Linked DNA regions of Homo sapiens: region 1 is linked to region 2. A link is a contact called in ENCODE Hi-C or POLR2A ChIA-PET data. All regions are on one chromosome and are shown on one strand. Each heading gives the region's core, a stretch centred on a gene start or an enhancer-like site at or near the end of the contact. The rest is flanking DNA. Distances are from core to core; before and after follow the strand shown.

The links. Hi-C counts contacts between places; a loop is a spot of excess contacts on that map. ChIA-PET counts read pairs that join two places held with the same protein, here RNA polymerase II (POLR2A).
Region 1: a loop to region 2 is called in a map of sigmoid colon, with 4 times the contacts of the local background. The contact joins the enhancer-like site here to the promoter of IPP in region 2. A Hi-C loop is called at or near these places in 1 of 168 maps with a recorded cell type or tissue (sigmoid colon). POLR2A ChIA-PET finds 5 or more read pairs at or near these places in 1 of 52 experiments (WTC11).

The regions. Positions count from the first base shown.
Region 1 is chr1:45,971,008-45,977,151 of GRCh38, reverse strand. The region is part of intron 5 of MAST2 (microtubule associated serine/threonine kinase 2); the gene reads right to left. Among named protein-coding and RNA genes, the nearest start is that of PIK3R3, 160 kb to the left of the region's middle. RefSeq lists a silencer at 1,472-1,591. Within about 2 kb of position 2,036, at least 3 of the 41 ENCODE cell types and tissues checked have a DNase peak (open chromatin) inside an H3K27ac peak, as active enhancers do.
Region 2 is chr1:45,748,360-45,754,982 of GRCh38, reverse strand. It overlaps IPP (intracisternal A particle-promoted polypeptide), which reads left to right and starts at 4,330. Exons shown (of 9, transcript NM_005897.3): 1 at 4,330-4,386. It overlaps LOC105378693 (a long non-coding RNA gene), which reads right to left and starts at 4,034. Exons shown (of 3, transcript XR_947290.2): 1 at 3,735-4,034; 2 at 242-418. RefSeq lists a silencer at 4,220-4,489.

The DNA.
Region 1 (6,144 bases), core at 787-3,286, 220 kb before region 2:
TTTTAAAAAATTTCCCTATTTTAAGGCCATGCAGATTTTCTTCTGTACACCTTCTAAAAGTTTTACTGTATTACCTTTCACATTTAAAATTATAATTCACCTGGAATTGATTTTCTTGTGAAGAGCCACGTTTTCCAATTTCTCTATACAAACATCCAATGGATTTTGCCTACAGCTCTATAGTGCCACTTTTGTCATAAATCAAGTGTCTGAATACGTGTAAATTTGATCCTGGGTTCGTCTTCCTCCCCCTAACTCTTCTCTTCCTATTAGTATTCCTTATCTAAGTTAAGGGTATCAACACATGGCATTAATCACTCAGGGAATCTGAAGACAATCAATCCACATGCCACTGATTTAATCTCTTACATTTTTCTCATAGTCATATATTTTCTTTATTTCAAACATTCCCCTAACATCTTGATAATGGCAATGGCCTCTTAACTGGTCTTCCAACTGCCAGCACTGCCCTCTGTTAATAACTTTTATTTTAACATTTTTATCGTACAATTCACAAATTCTTATGGCCAAAAACCGTAGCAAATTGAATAAAAAGTTAAAGCTGCTTTTTTACTTTTTTCCACAGGTAATCACCACTAGAACAATGTGATTTTAATGTTTCCAGAGTTTTCCTTGCATTCTTCTCACATGTTGTGGCCCCTGAGTAGCTGGGATTACAGGCATGTGCCACTATGCCTGGATAATTTTTGTATTTTTAATAGAGATGGGGTTTTATCATGTCGACCAGGCTGGTCTCCACCTCCTAACCTCAAGTGATCTGCCCACCTCAGCCTCCCAAAGTGTTGGGATTACAAGTGTGACTCACTGTGCCCGGACCACTTTGCCTCTTCAAGCCTTAAAGAGTATTTAGTTTTCCCCGGGTGTGGTGGCTCACACCTGTAATCCCAGCAATTTGGGAGGCTGAGGTGGGCGGATCACCTGAGGTCAGGAGTTCAAAAGCAGCCTGGCCAACATGGTGATACCCCGTCTCTACTAAAAATAAAAAAAAATTTGCTGGGTGTGGTGGTGCACACCTGCAGTCCCAGCTACTTGGGAGGCTAAGGCACAAGAATCACTTGAACCCAGGAGGTGGAGGTTGCGGTGAGCCGAAATTGCACCACTGCACTCCAGCCTGGGCAACAGAGAGAGATTCTGTTTCAAAAAAAAAAAAAAAGTATTCAGTTTTTAGATTAAAAAACCACCTTTGGCAAATCTTGCCTCCACAAGAAAATGAACATATATACAAAATTGGGAATATAATTTTAGGGGATTTATGGCACTTGTAAAACCACTCAGGGTCCATGGATCTTAGGTAAAAAAGAGTCCATGCCATGGACTCCTCATACCTCATCCCTTTAGCACTGCATATAGCCCTCCGTGACTTTCTGCCTACCCATCCATATTTGATTAGCAGTTTATAATCTAGTAACAAACGATCTGTACTTTTTTATGGTCTGTGTTTTTTTTTTTTTTTTGAGACAGAGTCTTGCTCTGTTTCACAGGCTGGAGAGCAGTGCAGTGGCGTGACCGCGGCTTACTGCAGCCGTGACTTCCTGTACTCAAGCGATCCTCCCTCCCACCTCAGCCTACTGAGCAGCTGGGACTACAAGTGTGTATTACCACACCTGGCTTTTTTTTTTTTTTTTTTTTTTTTTTGGAGAGACAGGGACTCACTATATTGCCTAGGCTAGTCTCAAACTCCTGACCTCAAGTGATCCTCCCACCTTGGCCTCCCAAAGTGTTGGAATTACAGGAGTGAGCCATCGTATCCAGGCAACTATAATGCTGTGGACTGTTAATTTCCTAATCATATAATTCTATTTCATACGGATCTTAGAATGAGCTTTCTACCTCATTCAATGAGCTACCTCCAAAAAGAACACCTTGCTTAATGACTAGCTTGGGTTACAAATCTTTACTTTTGTACTCCCAAGCACCCTGGACACACATTTAGTACAGCCCTTAACATACCCTGAACAGGTTGCAACTTGACTGTCCCCTGTGGATGCAGCTTCCTTGGCAGCTCTCTCAAATGATGGCTGTTGGATTTCACATGCCCTTTGTACCACTAGACCTAGAGGTGGGGTAGACATCCTGCTGGCTCATTTCATCTTCAGGCATTCTCCCTCTGTTCTCCATAAAAACACCCAGGTTTGAAATGATGTCATCAGACTACAACAACCATTACTCCTCCTTGCTAAAAGTCACATACAAACCTTTGGGAAATCCCCTTCACTCTTTAAGGATTTTATTCCTGTATCACTCACATTCTTTTTATCATGCCTTCTGTCAGGAGTAATTTCAGTATCTTCACACAATCTTTCCAAAATCCTAGCCTGAGAAGTTTCAGAAAGTCATATAGAAAAGCTGACTAGTCTCACTTTATGTGTATGATCACTAACTTTGGCTCTTCATACTACTGGAAATCAGACCATACTTCTTAGTGTACTCTTTCTCCCATCCTTTTAAAAGACTGTATCATACTTTATCCTCTCTCTTCAGGCTCAGCTAATCACCTCACTTTCCATTTTAGTGAGAAAAAAATATTTTTTTGAGACAGGGTCTTGCTCTTTCTCAAAATCACAATCACAGTTCCGTGCAATCACAGCTCACTGCAGCCTCGAACTCCTCAGACTCAGATGATCCTCCCACCTCAGCCTCCCAAGTAGCTGGAACTACAGGTATGCAACACCATGCCCAGCTAATTTTTGTATCATTTGTAGAGATGGGGTTTCACCATGTTGCCTAGGCTGGTCTCAAACTACTGGGCTGACATGATCTCCCGCCTTGGCCTCCTGAAGTGTGGGGATTACAGGCGTGAGCCACAGCACCTGGCCTCAACTAATCAGAGAAGAACTTCAATAAGCTATCTTTACCACATCTACCCAGCCATAATCTGCACTGTATTCCCCACATCCTCCCCTATTCCTAGAGAAGGACTGTTTGTGCTCCTAGCTAGGCTAACCTACTGCTTATTTACTAGATCCCATCCCCTCTCAACTATAGAAGGACACTGTGCCAGCCATTCTCCTTTCTCTTGCATTATCAGATCTTCTCTTGCTGTTGAATCACTTCCATCAGTGTATGTACATAGACACTGTTACTTTTTTCAAATAAGAAAACTCTCTTGATCTCTCTACCCATCTTTGCATTTCATTTCTGCTCTAACAGCAAAACTCCTTGACAAATTATTTAGTTATTATCTCCATTTTCTTTTTCCCTTTCTTTCTTGACTCACCAATTAGGTTTTGCCCCCACCATTCCATCAAAACAGCTAATCAATGTCAACACTGACATTACATTGCTACATCCCACTGGCAATACTCAGACTTCATGTCACTTGATCTGTCTATATCATTTGGCTCAGGTGATCACATGCTATTTCTGAAATACTCTTTTTATGTGGTTTCCAGGACACTATATATTCTAAGTTTTCCTCTTTCCTTTTGGGTCTCTCCTCATTCTTTTGGTCTCTGAAAACTGGAATGTCCCAGGGTTCAGTCCTTGTACCTTTAGTCCTTTCTGTCTATGTTCACTCCCTAGGTGATGACATCTAGACACACAGATTTAAGATCTTTTTATATGGTGAAAGTCCAACATTTGTATCTCTAGCCCTATTTTTTCCTTGAAATCAAGACAAACATACTGAATTATTCACACAGATGTCTGGAAGACATCTCAATATAGTTATCGAAGGTTCCCAAGGATTAAAGGTCCCAGGATCAAATGACTGTTTTTCAAAGGTGGGGTTTCTAGATGACACAAGCTATAGAAAGATTAGAGGTGGTGCTCAGAGAGCAGGAAGAAGGAAACTGAAATTATGGAGACAAGGTCTAAAGTACAGATCTAGGGCATAAGTGATTGAGGTAGGGTAGTGGAGAGGTTCACTGGAAGACAGGAGTTCAAAGAACAGAAAGTCTTAAGAACTGGAGTTATCAACTACGGGTGTATCGAAACCACCAAGAATAACACATTACAGCTCACAAACAGACTGAAAAAAAGAATAATACAGGAGTAGAACTGAAGAGAGTAATTGGAGTCAAGAGCTAAAATTTTTACAATTGCAATGTATGAAGAGTTTTACAGCTGCAATGATAGGTACTAAATGATACAAATTAATGATATGTAAGATTCTAAGTTTGGGGAGATTAGGGAGAAGACAGTGAAAATAATGAAAAAACAGAGGACATCTACCCTTACTACTAGACCCAATGCTTTGAGATTATGAGAAAAGGGTTAACACTTGAGTAGTCTGCAGATAATCAGTGTTCTAAGCTCTCCCTCTTCCCCTATGATTCCACTAGAACAGGAAGAAGAAAGAATGTTTAGAGAACAGATTACGAGACAGATCTTGCTGATAAAGAACTGGAATTCCAAAAGGTACACTGGAAGGGTTTCCAGAGTCAGGGAGGGATAAGACAGAGCAGGGAATGTTCAGAGGTTTAGATGAATTAAGCATGTAGATGATGGGGTGCGGGTAACCTGAGGGTTCCTGTGGCAATGGGCATAAACAGGAGTAAGGGATAATGAAATTAGCCCAAATAGATTCAATGCAGATAGAGGTGAGGAGTCTATACGTGTCAGGGAGTAAAGAGGGATGGATTACTGGCTGTAAGGGATGTAGCCGTCACATGACCTGCCACCCCTCTCCAAGACTACCCAATTAGTGGCCTGGGTCTAAAACTTTCCCTCATAAGGAAGCTGTGTGGCAAGCTGTCACTTGGCCACAGATTCTTCTTCCTTATTAGCAGAAACTTTTCCCCTCTTCTGGGTATGGAGTAAACTTCTTTGTATTGCTTAAGTGTGTGTGGCATGTGGCACACGGCCAGCCCCACCAGTGTATCTGCCCACCACAGGATGGAATGGGATCTTTGCCACTGGTGCACATCACAGACTCTGATCTTGTTGTATCTGTCCTTTCTGTGAGTGAAATGCTGTTCCAACCAGTGTGCTGAATGTTGAGTCCTCCTTGACAGCTTCAAACCCAAAGAAGATGCAGTGGGCCGAGGTCTGTGGACTCCTACTGACGGCTGGCATTATTACGATCTTAGTCATCTTCCATGCAGCAGGAGTCCTCACCTGGAATTGGCAGCTGGATCTTCCTGCTTGACACTAGGGCTTGAGCTTGACCTTGAATGATAGGGACTGAATGCTTTTATGGAAGGCACACTCTTAGTTCCAGAATACTCATGTAAAATCAATTAGATGATATGTAACAAACAACATTAAAATATGCATGCCTCCTGACCTATTGATCCTACTCCTAAAAATTTATACAGTTTATTCCAAGACTTATCAATTCCATGCCTCCATATATATGCCAGAAAAAGTCTGTGTACATATATACAAAAAGAATATGAAGAAGGATGTTTCTGTAGCATTGATGACTATAATAGTGGAAAAGTATAAACAATCTAAATGTCTATGCTGGTTATCAATTTAATGCCACTAAGCTTCAAATTAATCCTTCAATACCTGCTCTGAGATAAAGAAGAGAATTCCTTTAAGCATCATCTATCCTCTACAGTGAGCATGATGTTAAACTTTCTCAGTAGAGGGTATTGGAGGCACACTGCAGAAAGAACAGGCTCTTGGTGCTAATTCTAGCAACTGCATTATCAGTCAGTGGTGTGGGAACGTGGATATGTGGGTTGCTCTGCCCCAATCACACAGACACCTTTCCACAGCCTTACCTACAAAGATACTGTGTGCTCCAGGCCTGTCCCCACTGACTCTCTCTGTTTGCTTGCTCAACACCCCGACCCCCAGGATTTGTCTTTCACGTCCTTCCTGAGGACACAAAGTGCTCACAGCAGCACCTCTACTTTCTCTCTCTAGGCCTGACCACTGGCTGAGACTCACCTGTGCTCCAGAGGGCTATTCCCTGATTGCTGAGTAACTGTGGACCAGCTTTGGTCTGGGCAAACCAGAAAACATCTCTGCCATCCAGTGGGCTGCAACTACATCCAGTGGGCTGCAACTACAACAAGTCCTGAATCCAGCCTAGAGAATCCTCCTTCCAAGTTAGTTCTTCCTTGAGAACTCTCCTTCAGCTCTATGGTAGCCTATGGAAGTTAGGCTCTTATTGTCATAGTTTGTATTACTTTTATTAAAACTTTTTAAAATCGCTTGTCTGTTATCTGT
Region 2 (6,623 bases), core at 3,081-5,580:
CACTCGGATGGGCCAACCAACCCGGCATGGACTGTATGGTAGCTCTCTTCTAGCACCCCACAGCTTGAGGAAACAAGTCATGTGCCACTCTTACTTTTCCCAAAGGTCAGGAGCCCTATGGGACAGCCCCCAAGGGCCATTCAACTTCCAGCTCTTGATGCCAATTTTACCTCATGTCTCTCATGGCAAGGGGAAAATTTGACATTCCTTGGAAACATAATAGGATGTAGTGACACTAAACTTTTTCAAACTTTTTTCAGTCAGTCGGCCCTATCCATCCCTGAGTGGATGTGTGGTGGTATTGTGGGGGACCAATATTGGGTACACTGCCAAACGACTGGAGTGGCACTTGCGCTCTGATCCAATTGGCCATCCCTTTCACCTTGGCATTTCATCAACCAGACAGGAAGCAGGTAACCTGAAGAAAAAGAGAAGTCCCAATTAACGGGTCCTTTGACCCCCACGTTTACATAGACAGCATTGGGGTCCTGCCGGGGGTACCAAATGAATTCAACACTTGAAACCAAATAGCTGCTGGGATCGAGTGTATCTTATTCTGGTGGTACACTATAAATAAAAATGTAGACTGGATAAATTATATATACTACAATCAGCAGCGATTCATCAATTATACCAGAGATGCCATAAAAGGAATAGCTGAACAATTAGGCCCTACCAGCCAGATGGCCTGGGAAAATAGAATAGCGCTTGACATGATGTTAGCCAAAAAAGGCGGAGTCTGTGTCATGATTGGGGTCCAGTGTTGTACTTTTATCCCTAATAATACACCACCCGATGGGACAATCTCAAAAACCTTACAAGGCCTTACCACCCCAGCAAATGAATTAGCCGAAAACTCTGGAATAGAAGATCCCTTTATGGGCCTGATGGAAAGGTGGTTTGGAAAATGGAAAGGACTCATGACCTCAATCATTACCTCCCTTGCAATTGTTACAGGTGTACTCATCCTTGTGGGCTGCTGTATCATACCCTATATTCGTGGGTTAACCCAAAGGCTCATAGAAGCAGCTCTCACAAAATCCTCCCCTACGTCTCCCCCTCTGTACTCAGATAAGTTCTTGCTCCTAGATAATCAAGAAGAACAACAAAGCCAAATCCTGTTGAAGAAATCTGAAGAGGAAGAGCTATAGAACAGAAGAGGGGAAATTGTTGGGACAACTAAGTGCCTCTTCAAAGACTCAACTTTCCGCTCGTAAGTTGTAAAAGTTGTAAATCAATCCTACCTGCCCCCCTTCTTCTTCTTTTTGCAAATTGTGCGTTTACCATATTTGGAAAAGTTTAAGTCTTAGCCAATCAGGATCAGCTTAGATTGTGCAGTCCAACCCCAGTCAATAGGGGAAGGACACAAAAACAGGAACTGCATTAGGATTAAAAACTCCTTCCCTCCTTTGTTTGGTGTGCTCTTGTGATTTTAACAGGCGCAAGCAGCACCATCCTGCAGAAGTAAAGGTGCCTTACTGAGAAATTTTCTGTCTAAGTGTGGGTTTCTTTTGGCTACGCCAAGCACTTGTTTCCAATAAATTTGGGGGCTCGTCTGGGATCCTGTTCTCCTTCGGGAGGGGCTAGCGATTATCTTTTATGGGGAGACGCATCCCACTGCCTCACTGTGGTAGCTCCAAATACCATTACATTGGAGGCTAGGGCTTCAACATGTAAATTATGGGGAGGACACAATTTAGTCTATAGCAGCCTATAAGCATTTTTTTTTTTTTGAGACAAAGTCTTGCTGTTTTGCCCAGGCTGGAGTGCAGTGGCATGATCTCAGTTCACTGCAATCTCTGCCTCCCAGGTCCAAGCAATTCTAAAGTTAACATTTTATTTGGGAGGCAAGAATTGCAATTCAAAGCATATACACAGACTGGGTGTTCTTTGGTTCACTTTGAGGTTTTACAAAAAGGAGAAATGTTACATATGGCTTTGAAAGAAAGTTCATTGGCACTAGGAAAGTTTTAGGTTGCTGGCAAGCTCTGATTGGTGAGTGACTGCAGTGGGTAAAACTAGTCCTTTGAGGCTGGGCTCAGTGGCTCAAGCCTGTAATCCCAGGACTTTGGGAGGTTTAGGTGAGTGGATCACTTAAGCCTGGGAGTTCAAGGCCAGCCTGGCAACATGATGAAACCCTGTCTCTACAAAAAAGACAAAAATTAACTGGGCTTGCTGGTATGCAGCTGTAGTTCCAACTATTTGGGAAGCTAAAGTGGGAGGATTGATTGAGCCCAGGAAGTCAAGGCTGCAGTGAGCCCCGCCCCAATCACACCACTGCACTTCAGCCTGGGTGACAGGGAGAGAGACCCTGTCAAAAACAAAACAACAACCAACAACAACAACAAAAACCACCAAAAAACCAAACTAGTCTTTGAGTCATGGCAGTTTGTTTCAATAGCTATTGGGTAAAACTGGTTTCAGGTTACAACAGGCAGTTTCAGCAGACAGGGTTGCAGAGAATTACATTCTTTGAGCAATGAAATGTGCCCTCAGTGTTTCCCCTCCCACCATTTTCGGTGGGTATGAGAAGAATGGCCCAATCTGTATGCTTAACTTTCACAAGTGTAATCCAGAGTAAGTCATGAAATTGATTTTAGTAGTGCTGAAGTATAATTTTCTGAAGAGTAAAACCATGACTCTCTTACAAATATAAAAAAAAAGTATCAAATATTTTATTTATCTCATTAACTTATAAGGGAGCCAGTAAGATATTTAGGAATGTAGCATGAATTTGCTAAGAATCAGGAATGTTTAAATGAATTTGCTGAGAAGGGTAAAAATGGCTTAATATGCTACAGGTCAATAAAACAATGTTTTGGTGTATCTTTTCTACAGACGGGCAAGAATTATTTTAAGTACTACCAGTTTTCTGGTGAAATACTTTAGTCAATAGAAAGTCAGAGCTCCCTATGGATGCAAATCCGTCCAGCCTTACACTGAAAGGGCACACAGAATTCTCTTTTCCTCATTTCCAAGTCTTTGACAATGTTTGCTGACAATAGGTCCCTGTTAGCAGTTTTTGGTAATGAAGTAGAAAAGAAGAAATAAAAATTTAGTGCACTGCGGGTCGTAAGTGTAAACATAGTTTTGTGAAGATTTTGTTTCAGGCCAGGCACAGTGGCTCACACCTCCCAGCACTTTGGGAGGCCGAGGCGGGCGGATCACTCGAGCCCAGGAGTTGGAGACCAGCCTGGTCAACATGGCGAAATCTTGTCTCTACTAAAAATACAAAAAATTAGCCTGGCGGTGGTGGCACAGGCCTGTAGTCCCAGCTACTCAGGAGGCTGAGGTGGGAGGACTACCAGAGCCCAGGAAGTCGAGGCTGCAGTGAGCCGAGATGGCACCACTGCACTCCAGCCTGGGCGACAAAGCCAGGCCCTGTCTCATAAAAAGAGAAAGAAATACACTTTGGGAGGCCGAGTCGGGCGGATCACCTGAGGTGGGGAGTTTGAGACCAGCCTGACCAACATGGAGAAACTCAGTCTGTACTAAAAATACAAAATTAGCCGGGCATGGTGGCGCATGCCTGCAATCCCAGCTACTTGAGAGGCTGAGGCAGGAGAATCGCTTGAACCCAGGAGGCGGAGGTTGCGGTGAGCCGAGATCCGGCCATTGCATTCATTCTAGCCTGGGCAACAAGAGCGAAATTCCGTCTCAAAAAATAAAAAATAAAAATAAAAATAAAGAAATGAGATTTTATGTTAGATATATACTTCTATATATATACTCACAAGTATGTGGTATTGAGTTTGATGTAAAATATTTTTGTTCACCGTAGGCTGGGATCAAAACAGTTTGAAAGCCACTAATGTGACACATGAGGGTCAACAGTGAAAAAAACTGGACTTTTGAGTTCTTCCTTCCCCAAAATAAGTATCCCTTCAGTGCCAGGCTCAGTCATGCACTCAGAAAACGATTCGAGAGAACAGTAGAGAAGGACCGTGCCAGGTGTTCGGCTCGTCTCTGCTTAACTGAGATCCGCGGCCTTCTTGGGACACCACAAGAATCAGAGTGCAAGCGGAATGGAAAGGGCGAGCCAGCCGGCCCCAGCAGGCAGAAGCAGAGGCTTGCAGCTAAGCTGTTGATCCTTGGGGAAGCAAGCCCAAGCCCTGGGCCCCATCAGTGGGCACTGAGAGGCGCCAGCGGCCCAGTCTCCCGCGAGCGGAAGAACCTCGCGCACGCGCAGTGAAAACCCAGGGCCCGCGAAGCGTCCGAAGTCCCTTCCCACCGCCCGGCTTCGCCTCCAGTTCTCGGGGAACTGTACGGCCCAGTCACTCCCGCCTCGTCACCCCCGCCAGGTTTCCCCCGCCCTCTCCGGCCGGGGCTGGTCGCGACTGCGCGCGCAGGGCCTGAGCGGGCGCCGGAGGGAAGGGGAAGCGGCGGGTAAGGAGGGCCTGCGTTCGGGCGCGTCTGTGACGGGGTTGGGAACTTCCTCTTCTACTCCCTCCGGCTTTCCGGACCCCTGAGGACTGGAGTGAGAGAAGCCTCTAGAACTGTGTATTTCCTTGTCTTTCCTTCTGCCGCCGCAGGCCTTCCTCCGACAGTCTAAGTGTCGCCCTCCCCAGACCTTCTCGTCCGGACCGCTCCTGCCTCCCCCGCCCCAACTGGGGAATCCTGAGGCTGTGTCCCCAGTCCCTCTGTTGTCGCCTCGTTTGTCTGAGATCCCTTCCCTGACCTTTAGGTAGCGCAGGAACGATTATTAGCTTTTAGTGTAGCAGCAGTTTAGGGCTAGCTCTCTAGGCCGGGCCCCCAACTCAAGCACAAAGAACCACGGGTGTTTTGACACTTGTTCCGGGGATTCTTTCTGACACCCCTTTGCTGAAGCAGTTTCCACATGTTCCCAGCAGTGAATTCAAAGCCAGCAAACATAGGTCCGCTTTAGTTCCTCTGGGCATTTCTACCGTTTCCTAATAATCTGCTTTTTTTTTTGAGACAGTCTCGCCCCTTCTCCTAGGCTGGAATGCAGTGGTGCGATCACAACTCACTGCAGCCTCGACTTCTCAGGCTCTAGCGATCCTCTCACCTCAGCCTCCCAAGTAGCCGGAAGTACAGGCTTGCCCCATCACAGCCAGCTAATGTTAAAACAATTTTTTTTGCGGCGGGGGGCTCGCTGTATTGCCCAGGCTGGTCTTGAACTCTAGGACTCAAGCGATCCTCCCTGGCCGGGCGCGGTGGCTCACGCCTGTAATCCCAGCACTTTGGGAGGCCGAGGCGGGCGGATCACGAGGTCAGGAGATCGAGACCATCCTGGCTAACACGGTGAAACCCCGTCTCTACTAAAAATGCAAAAAATTAGCCGGGCGTGGTGGCGGGCGCCTGTAGTCCCAGCTGCTCGGGAGGCTGAGGCAGGAGAATGGCGTGAACCCGGGAGGCGGAGCTTGCAGTGAGCCGAGATCGTGCCACTGCACTCCAGCCTGGGCGACAGAGCGAGACTCCGTCTCAAAAAAAAAAAAACAAAAAACAAAAACAAAACAAAAAAAAAAAACAAAAAATCAAGCGATCCTCCCGACAGGACATCCCAAAGTGCTGGGGTTATAGGTGTGAGCCACCTTGCCCAGTCAACAATCTGCTTTTCAAGTTTGGGGCACGTGAGGCATGCAACGTCACAGAATTGTGCTCTTTTCCTTTGGAAATATGGTCACTCCACATGCCACCTTTTGGGATGACGTTCCTACTCCACTGACAGTGGGATGGTATCAGCAGTTACTGAGAAGCATGGTAACAGACTAGTATTTCTGTTGTCTGCCACCCGAATGGATATTCAGTCAACTCTTTCTTGTAGCAGGAGGCAGCATTTTAGCTCAGTGGCTGTGCTTGATGCCTTGAAGTAGGGGACAGAGGAGGTACCTTGTAATTAAACCACTAGGGTTCAAAATGTGCTGACAGAAATGTAAAACAGAAAAGGCCTGACAGTCATGTCATGTTGATAATAGTTCCAGGTCACATTTCTGTGTAGGGCCAAATACATGGTTTCTCCGCCCCCACCCCCTTTTTTTCCTTTTTTTTTTTTGAGACGGAGTCTCTCTGTTGCCCAGGCTGGAATGCAGTGGCTCCATCTCCACTCACTGCAACCTCTGCCTCCCAGGTTCAAGCGATTCTCCTGCCTCAGCCGCCCACGTCACTGGGATTACAGGCGCCCACCACCATGACTGGGTAATTTTTTGTATTTTTTAGTAGAGATGGGGTCACCATGTTGGCCAGGCTGGTCCTGAACGCCTGACCTCTGGTGATCCACCCGCCTCAGCCTTCCAAAGTGCTGGGATTAAAGGCGTGAGTCACCGCACCTGCTTTTTGTTGTTGTTGTTGTTGAGACACGGTCTTGCTCTGTTGTCCAGGCTGGAGTGCAGTGGCACCATCTCAGCTCACTGCAGCCTGGACTTCCCTGGCTCAGGTGGTCCTCCCACCTCAGCCTCCCCTGAGTAGCTGGGACTACAGGCCTGTGCTATCATGCCTGGCTAATTTTTTTGTATTTTTAGTAGAGACAGGGTTTAGCCATGTTGCCCAGACTGGTCTCAAACTCCTGGACTCAAGCGATCTGCCTGCCTCAGCCTCCTAAAAATCTGGGCTTACAGGTATGAGCCACTGTGCCCAGCCCCTTTCACCCTCTTTAAAAAATTTAT